3 separate regions of the Homo sapiens genome follow, and all the other regions are linked to region 3. A link is a contact called in ENCODE Hi-C or POLR2A ChIA-PET data. All regions are on one chromosome and are shown on one strand. Each heading gives the region's core, a stretch centred on a gene start or an enhancer-like site at or near the end of the contact. The rest is flanking DNA. Distances are from core to core; before and after follow the strand shown.

Region 1 (3,120 bases), core at 117-2,616, 7.4 Mb before region 3:
AACCATTGCAAAAACAATTGCCCCAAATGTGTGATCTGATTCTGACTGTAGTTTACACCATTTTCCACCTCAGTATATCTGCATATCACCTACTTTCATAAGTGGTTAATTTTACTGTGCTGCAATTGCTAAGAGATAGATTCTCCAATTAATATACATCATAATGACTCCACACATCCATTTGAACAACTGAAATAAAAATATTCTCACTTGCAGGATTCTTGGAACTGAGCCTACTCCCCTGGAAAGCACAGCCAAATCTGGTATCATTCTATCCAGCCTTATCCTGGTTCCAAATGATTTGGCACAGTCTCCCTTCAGGGACTCCTTAGCTGAAAGTCTCCTTTTGATTTAGTCATCTTAGCTCAGAAGGAGAGAGGTGCTAGTATTCAGAGTAATAGCAATAATAACTGAAAAAATGAGTGCCTCACTCATGGGCTTTGCTATCCAGTAAGGCTGAACTTCGGTCAAAATTAGCTTTCAAAGGATCAAGGAACCACTCTGACCAGACTCTGAAGTCATCTGGGATACTTTCTCCTTTCCTATCCTAAAAAATGGCAGGGTCACAAATAAATTTACAGTATTCTCTGGGAGATGCAAACTGCTGTAGGAAAAGGCAAACATGAGTTTAAAGACACAGGTCCTAGATCCACCTATACCACTAACAAGCTGAGTGAACCTAAGTGTCTTCACTTCACTGGCTCTCAGTTTTCCTGACTGTATTGTGAGGGATTTGGATCTCTATGGGCCCTTTCAGCCCCCAGAATCTATTACCCTGCTTTCTACTATTTGTCTCAGTATCTCTGAAAGCTAAATTTTCCAAAGCAAGGATTTTATACCCAAAAATCTTCCTTCACGATGCAGCTAGATAAATTATACACCATAAAAAATTAAATTGACTTTTATTGGCCGAATATGTCAAGTTGTCCCAATGAGTCTCACTGAATATACTCTTCTTACCACTTTGTGCCATCTTCTCTGGTCCCACTCTCTAAAGAGCCCTCATCAAAGAGTGAGCTGCATCACAGACTCCATGCTCCTGGCATAATGAAGAGGACTGATGGCATTAACGTTAACTTTGGACTCTGGTCAAACTCAACAGTAATTATCTTTGCTCCTGTTGTAAGATGTCTGAGATGAGAAACCAGTGACAATTTTAATACAGACACTGGCCCCACATCCACCTCTGTTCTGATTTTTATGATCACACCAATCTTCCCACATGAAACCACCAATCCCCAGGTGCTAGGCATTAACTTACCCTGGAGCTTAGCTGGGATAAGCACTCTTGTTTCTTTGCAGGGAGTAAAGGGTAGAAAGCTTTACTCTGGCGGCATGGATCCTGCTGATAACTGACACATTTGTTGTTGAAAGAGGAAGTTGAGTTTATCTGGTGTCTCACCACAGAAACCTTATTTGCACAAATGAAAGGTAAGTCCCTTGAGCAAATGACGTTACTCAAATTTTATTTCTTTTTATTTCATTGGTGCAGAGAAATTCAAATAGCAGGGAGTCAGAGGCTATGCATACTCACACAATGGCTATATAACAGCCTTCCTCACCCTATCTCCTTCCTTGACAACCGACATATCTAGATTTTCACTGATTCCAGTAGGTTCCATGGTAAGATGAAATTTTCAGGAAAATCTAAAGAGTGTTTACCTAGTAACAAGAAAGCTACAGCTTGTGCAAGCCTGAGGGGCAAAGGCTGAGGAAACCTAAAAAATACAAGTCAAAATTAGAAACAGTAGAAGTACCTTTGCTTAAGTTGTTCCCTCCATCTGGAGTGCCCCTCTCCCAACCCCTTCATCTTGAGGCTCACAATTTAACACATAGTTTCATTATTTTTGTATATTTATTATCCCTTTACTAGACTGCACACTGCTTGAGGGTAAAGATCATGTCTGATTCATATCTGTATTCCCAATTTGTCCAGCACAAGGCATTTTCATGAATTGTTATTGAATGAATACATATGGGAATTAATAAATAAACAAATGCTCAAAGAATGCATGAATAAGTAAATGAACATTATTGATTACGGGGTCTCCCTCCAGTGTACTAAAATTCTGGTTTTTATGTACAGTGTATATGGGGCCTTCAAAACTATGTGAATACAGGAAGATCATACACTTGAGGACTACAGTGTCAACTAAGTCTGAGAGTAGTTTTGAGAAACGAGGTTTAAAATGCAGCACAAACCCCTGTTGGCGTGTAAGGGAAAGAGAAGCTGACAGTATTGGAAACTAAGAGCTTGGGATGATTGATGGAAATGTCATAACTTGTGAAGACTGGCATCATCCTGGCTGATGTATGTCAAATGAAACAAGTTTAGCCTTTCAATCCCCTTCTTAATTTTGATTTCAAATGTTTATTCAGCTCCTATCTTTTGTTAATTTAGGTTTCTGAATTGGCATCCCTACTGAAAAGAGAATACACTGACAGACCAACACACATCTCAGTCCATTTGGCAGTTGTGTTCCTCCCTATGGTTAGTGTGAGCCAGTTTTCCTAGGGTAAGATTCTTCTCTGAACAAACAAAAAAATTCCAGACCTGTTGAGCTTTGAAGGCAAACCCTGGGATCCAGAAATACAAGAAATCCTTTTCTTACAACTGGCTATGATCACCACATCCCAACTTTATTTCACAGACAAAACCTTCACATTGCGAGAAGGAAACCTACCAGTTTACTTCATTTCTGTCTTGCACGCAAGCAGCTTCTTCTGTCACTGACCCTAAAAAGGGAAGAAAAATAAAACCAGAAGTCAGTGTCCCAATTCAAATGAAAAATTTTAACTCAGGTAAATTTTGAGTGTTAATTATTGATATGGTTTGGCTCTGTATCCCTTCCCAAATCTCATCTTGAATTGTACTCCCATAATTCCCACGTGTTGTGGGAGGGACTTGAAGGCAGTTCATTAGAATCATGGGGGCAGTTTCCTCCAGTTTCCTCCATACTATTCTCCTGGTAGTTAATAAGTCTCATGAAATCTGATGGTTTTATAAGGGGTTTCTGCTTTTGCATCTTTCTCATTTTCTCTTGCCACTGCCATGTAACAAGTGCCTTTTTCCTCCCACCATGATTCTGAGGCCTCCCCAGCCATATGGGACTGTTAAGT
Region 2 (2,983 bases), core at 447-2,946, 6.4 Mb before region 3:
CAGATCTTCTAACTGTCTTACATAGCTTTCCCTTTTCATCTTTTAGTCACACCGGGATAGGCAAATTTACAAATATTTCATAATATATTCTGCTCCAGAAAAGATAAAAAGTGGGCATGTGAATTCCACGCTGAAAAAAAAACAAAAAACCTTTCCTGAGGTACAAGGTGGCCCTATTTGCTCAAAGAGCAAAGAAATTAAGACTACCAAAAAATTCTGCAACATCTCATAACTTCAACACACTCATGTAACTCTGGTGGATTTCATCAGACCTCTCCTCTGTGACAACTGTTTAATTACCACACATTGGTGATCTCATATAATCCTCAACAACCCCATGAAGTAGGCATTATTTACAAATTACTTATTTTACAAAGAAGGAAACTGAGGTTGAGAGAGGCTAAATCATATGCCCAAAGTAAAAGAGATAATAAATGCTACTTTGGGAATATGAAAATAGTCCAGCTAATATTTTGTGGTTATTTTCAAAGTTGCTTAAGAGTTTAGGACACAATCTAATAATATCCTCCAATGATTCTATTAAGTGAAAATCAAAAGATGGCTAAACAAACTAAATAGTAATTACGGGTCACCTTCATTGTGTAACAACTGCCCACGTTACTCAAGGTCACCTTCGGTGCAAATCAAGTATGAAAATTAATTTGTTCTCCTCAATCTATTGCATTTTCTCTACATAATGCTGGTCTCAAAACTCCCTGTACCTGCCCAACCTTTGGATAAGAAAAAAATGACCACGATTGCCTTCAGGACAGCTAACATTGTTTTGTTTTTGTTTTCGAGACGGAGTCCCGCTCTTGTTGCCCAGGCTGGAGTGCAGTAGCAGTCTTGGCTCACTGCAACCTCCGCCTCCCGGGTACAAGCGATTCTCTTGCCTCAGCCTCCCAAGTAGCTGGGATTACAGGCGCCCACCACCACGCCCGGCTAATTTTTGTATTTTTAGTAGGGACGGCGTTTCACTATGTTGGCCAGGCTGGTCTCGAACTCCTGACCTCAGGGGATCCGCCCGCCTTGGCCTCCCAAAGTGCTGGGATTACAAGTGTGAGCCACCGCGCCTGGCCAGCTAACATTGTTAATCCACAAATAACTTCAAAGCTGCATCGATACCATTTGGGTTGTTTCCCTGCAATTAAACCAGGTGAAGAGCTAGATTTACAGTTTCCGTCTATTACAGTAATAGGAATTGGAGAAGATATTTTTCTATACAGGGTTAGGAGTAAACATATCCCCAAAGCTAAAATGTAGGACATCACTTAAGGAACGAGGTGTCTACCAAGAATGTCCTTCCCTGAAATCAAAGGTTACTGAAGAATTAAAAAGCAGGGCTAGACTATCACTCCGATAACAGAAAGAGAGCTGGAAACCGAAACAGAAATACTGGGTGATAAAGCCAATGCTAAGGACATCATCCCAATGACTTGGGACGAGATGGGAGACAGACAGCATTCAAGATTAGAAGGCCGAGATGTTCGTAAAAGGAAAGCACACGAGAGGCCGCGAGGACACATTGATATAAGGTTGTTGTAAATGATTTGTCATAATTTTTGCTCACCTTGGAGACGATTTAGTGCGCTTTTGACCAAGGGAAACATCGTGAAGGTGAAGCTAGAACTGCGGCAATACAGCTGCTGCTTTGGTGCCAATTCGCTTCAGGTACCCTTGAAGTGAGCTGAAAAACAAAATGGCTTTCAGCCGGGATCCGTAATGAGATTTGACGAAATCTCGCGATACCTGTAAAACCTATAGTAATTGCAATCCCTTTTCCCGCGAGGAAAAATAAAGGCCTTTTGGGAAATGTAGTTTCCGGCTTTATAAAATGACGTATGGTGGGTGGTATCTAATGAAGAATGAAAGAACTCCTTGAAGCCAGGTTTAGAGCTCTATAGAGGGCAGCCGAGAGACAGATCTTCGACCGAATCGTCTAAGGAACTAGCTTCAAAATGGCGTTCAAGTTCCACAAGCTTCGGTTTAGTATCTCCACACTAGCTCTTTCTTCTTTCTGTTCCCCCAAAACTTCCTTTACTTCTCTCATTTTTTTTGTCTGCTATTACTACTATACTAATTGGCTTAGCTTTTAGTTTTCAAATAACGTCAAGTTTAGAGAAAAGTTGCAAGAACAGTAAAAACTTCTGTAATATGTAGATAAATACGTGATAAAATAACTTTGGAAAGCTATTGGCCGGGCGCGGTGGCTCACGCCTGTAATCCCAGCACTTTGAGAGGCCAAGGTGGGCGGATCACGAGGTCGGAGTTCGAGACCAGCCTGGCCAAGATGGTGAAACCCCGTCTCTACTAAAAATACAAAAATTAGCCGGCGTGGTGGCGCGCGCCTGTCATCCCAGCTACTCAGGAGGCTGAGGCAGAATAATCACTTGAACCCGGGAGGCGGAGGTTGCAGTGAGCCGAGAACGTGCCACTGGACTCCAGCCTGGGCGACAGAGCGAGACTACGTCTCAAAAAGAAAGAAAGAAAAGAAAGCTGTTAGGCCTGGCGCGGTGGCTCACGCCTGTAATCCCAGCACTTTGGGAGGCCGAGGTGGGCGGATCACGAGGTCAGGAGATCGAGACCATCCTGGCCAACATGGTGAAACCCCATCTCTACTAAAAATACCAACAATTAGCTGGGCGTGGTGGCATGTGCCTGTAATCCCAGCTACTCTGTAGACTGAGGCGGCAGAATCGCTTGAACCAGGGAGTCGGAGGTTGCAGTGAGCCAAGATACCACCACTGCACTCCAGCCTGGTGACAGAGCAAGACTCCGTCTCAAAAAAAAAAAAGAAAAGAAAAGAAAAGAAAAAAAAGAAAGAAAAGAAATGGCAACACGGCAAAACCCCGTCTCTACTAATATACAAAAAATTAGCTGGGCATGGTGGCACATGCTTCTAATCCCAGCTACTCGGGAGGCTGAGGCATGAGACTTGCTTGAACCGGGGAGGCGGAGGTTACAGTGAGCCAAGATCGCACCA
Region 3 (2,957 bases), core at 68-2,567:
AGCTGAAGGACACTCCTACAATTTGGTTGTTTTCGTATTTTCAGTACCAAATGCTCGCGACTGAAGTGTCTAAAAGGGCAACCGCCTTGTACTTGTGCAGCTACACTCCAGTTGCTTTACAAACTCTTCAAGCAGGGATGGAAACTTAAAAGAATATTACACCCTGTGAATAAAGAGATACTGGGCTGAAGAATGGGGATGGCAGACCCAGAGGCGGCGGCGGAGGAATACATCGAGAAAGTAACACAAAGCGAGAATTGGGCGGGCAGGGTGGTCAACGCCAAAGCAGCAGCATCGGGGTGGTTTCTCCCCCAAGGATAGGAAGTGAACAGGGCTGGCAACCTCGCGAAGGGAAGGGTGTGGTTCCCCGCGGACAGGGTGGGAAATCCAGGCTGAGGGCAGCGGTGGAATTGGGCGATGGCAAAGGAAACCCCTGGAAATTTCCAATCTAAACCGGGACCGCTCAACCGAAAGAACACCAGAAAGGCACTGCCTAGCAGGGTGCTGCTCAATGTCCCCTCTTCTCGAGGTGACTTGTGGCACCATCGACGAGCTTTTGATCGTCCTCGGGTGATGCAAAGTGAGGATATGATTACATCGGAACGGCACCCCCGCCCTAGATTGGCAGAGAAGGACCAAATCTGGCTAAGGGGAAAAGACTGGGGGGGGAGATGAAGGAGGAGATGGAGGGGAAAAAGGAGAGGCGATGAGCTGGAATTAGGGGAGAAAACCGCTGCAAAGGAGTGAAAGGGCAGGGATTCCAATGCAGTCCATTCCACGACATTCTAAGCGCGCACGTGTGATAAAAGCGCCTGGAGAGAGTGGAATGCTAGAACATTTACGAAATAAAAACAAAGCAAGAAAGGCAGCAAAAAGCAAGCAAGGGAGGAGGAGGAAATGTTCGGGAAGCGGACAACAGCGGAAAACCCGATGTGATCAGATGCCAGTAGACCACGAAAAGCTTAGCAATGTCACTGATGTAATGGGGATGGTTCGAGGGAAGGGAGGGAAGGAGTGATACAAGGTAGAGGACGGCGCGAGACCCCAAGGGGGCATCTGCCAAGGTAGAACGGGACACCGGTACCTGTGCTGTCGGCCACGTTGCCCACGGAAGACGCCATCTGGAGCTTCTCGAGGGAGAGCAAAAAAGAGGTAATTGGTCCTGCTGCCGCCACTACCAGCAAGAACGTATTTGGAGGTAGTAGTACAAGGGCAGCAGCCGTAGCAATGCTCTGGAGGGCTTGAGCGGCGGCAGCAGTTACAGGCTTCAAACCCTGGGAACTCTAATTGACCATCTACCTAGTACGGTCTTGAAATGGCGGCGACGGCTCCTCGGCCGAAACAACATGGGCCGGAACTACTTTCTGTTACAATCAAGTGCCCGCGCGGAGGTAGCCGGTAACCAGCGCCGCCAACAAAATGACTTCAAGCTGCAAAGTCGAGATTCCATGTAGTCCTCCGCGCAGCGCCCATTGCGACAAACACCACGGTGGAGACCGCGCATGCGAGCAGCCCTGTCAACCCGACTCGTGGTTAGGGCACTCTCTGGGGCGGAAGCGGCCAAGTTTCTTAAGAGTGTAGCGGAAGGGTAAAAACAAACACACACGGGACGGATACGTTTTTGCCACCGCGATTAAGAAGAGTGTTTGTTACTTAGCAGGTGGTGTCGTTTTAAACATAAATGCCAAAGGCGTCTAAAAAAGTTTATCAACTGTATTCGTACAAAAACGGATGGTTACGACTCTCACGGATCAATTCTGAGCCAGTCAATTCAGAAGATTGCCTCTCAAAGACAGCTGCTCAAAACGAGGAGCGAGAGGGTTCCGATTTGAGCCCGTCTTCATTGTGACTCGGCCATCGATTTCAGCACTTCGATGAAAAAGACTGAAGCTTTCACAGGGCCAGTTGAATGCAGACACCTTCAATGTTGGCCGTATAGCCTGAAATTTCAAAATCGTTTTGGTATTCAGAATACTCCTGCCCACGGTGATAGGGCAAATGTTTAATAACTCAGGGACATGCTGGGCGTTTGCACTCCGAAGGCAGCCATAAAAATGTTAAAGGTGATTCACGTTCGTCAAAATCCATGACTCTCCTCGAGTTGTGACTTCATTTCCACCAGCTAGCTCTGCACATTGTCACAGTCGGCGATTCCACTGAGCTCAAAGCAGATCAACAATGATAAATGAATTCACTTGCCATCTGCCTAAACCACACGTCTAGATTGAGTCATGAATTGCCTCTACTTCCTTGAACAAATCGGTTCTTACGATCTTCCTGCAGTTTCAAGTCTACTGTTCAGACATTTTGTCACATTGGTATTTATACTTCACCTCTTGTTCTAGAAACGACTTAAGGTAGCTTGCCACATCAGCAAGAAAGTATTACAAGCCACTGGAGGCTACAAGTTGGATCTCTGAGAGCCTTTTTATTTCAAAAAGTCCTTGATCTAAGAAAGCAGGTCAATGAATTTCTTCAAAAAGTTTTTGCTACCTAGCCCCTTCACTACATTTTTTAAAACTAAGTCCTCAAATTCTGCTTAAATTTCTTCAAAACAGTCAACAAACAATTAATTATGGAAATGGCACAGAGAAAATTCATAATGCTAATTTCTTCCATCCCATAATCAAGAGTCACATCATGCAGTGAAAAAGACAAAAATCACTACACAAACTCTCCTGAAAATTGAGCACCAACCTCTTGTAATTTGATTTAACTGGTAAAACCTCCCCCCCGCACACACACACCTACTACAAGTTCCCTATCTGTAATGAGTAAACTCAGCTTTTCAACTTTTAGAAGAGACTTCTCAGATTCCACTGGCAGATGTTTAGGCCTTGCTGATGAGCGGGTGCTAGCTAATTAACAAAAACTCTTTTTGTTGTTAAATGCAGGTCATGTTCCTAATTCTTCAGCCAATAAGTAACATTTACTAGAGTCTCTATGTGCAAGGCACT

What was found. Hi-C counts contacts between places; a loop is a spot of excess contacts on that map. ChIA-PET counts read pairs that join two places held with the same protein, here RNA polymerase II (POLR2A). Pooled maps may share reads with other maps.
Region 1: a pooled map shows a loop between it and region 3 (10-fold over the local background). The contact joins the promoter of P2RY10 here to the promoter of OGT in region 3. A Hi-C loop is called at or near these places in 4 of 50 pooled maps. POLR2A ChIA-PET finds 5 or more read pairs at or near these places in 2 of 52 experiments (A673 and activated CD4-positive, alpha-beta T cell).
Region 2: a loop to region 3 is called in a pooled map, with 13 times the contacts of the local background. The contact joins the promoter of COX7B here to the promoter of OGT in region 3. A Hi-C loop is called at or near these places in 1 of 37 single-sample maps with no recorded cell type and 9 of 50 pooled maps.

The regions. Positions count from the first base shown.
Region 1 is chrX:78,943,637-78,946,756 of GRCh38, reverse strand. It overlaps P2RY10 (P2Y receptor family member 10), which reads right to left and starts at 1,366. Exons shown (of 4, transcript NM_014499.4): 1 at 1,262-1,366.
Region 2 is chrX:77,898,181-77,901,163 of GRCh38, reverse strand. It overlaps COX7B (cytochrome c oxidase subunit 7B), which reads right to left and starts at 1,696. Exons shown (of 3, transcript NM_001866.3): 1 at 1,571-1,696. The coding sequence starts at 1,610. RefSeq lists an enhancer at 1,493-1,742.
Region 3 is chrX:71,531,464-71,534,420 of GRCh38, reverse strand. It overlaps OGT (O-linked N-acetylglucosamine (GlcNAc) transferase), which reads right to left and starts at 1,317. Exons shown (of 22, transcript NM_181672.3): 1 at 1,085-1,317. The coding sequence starts at 1,121. RefSeq lists enhancers at 743-1,401, 1,227-1,566, 1,067-2,266.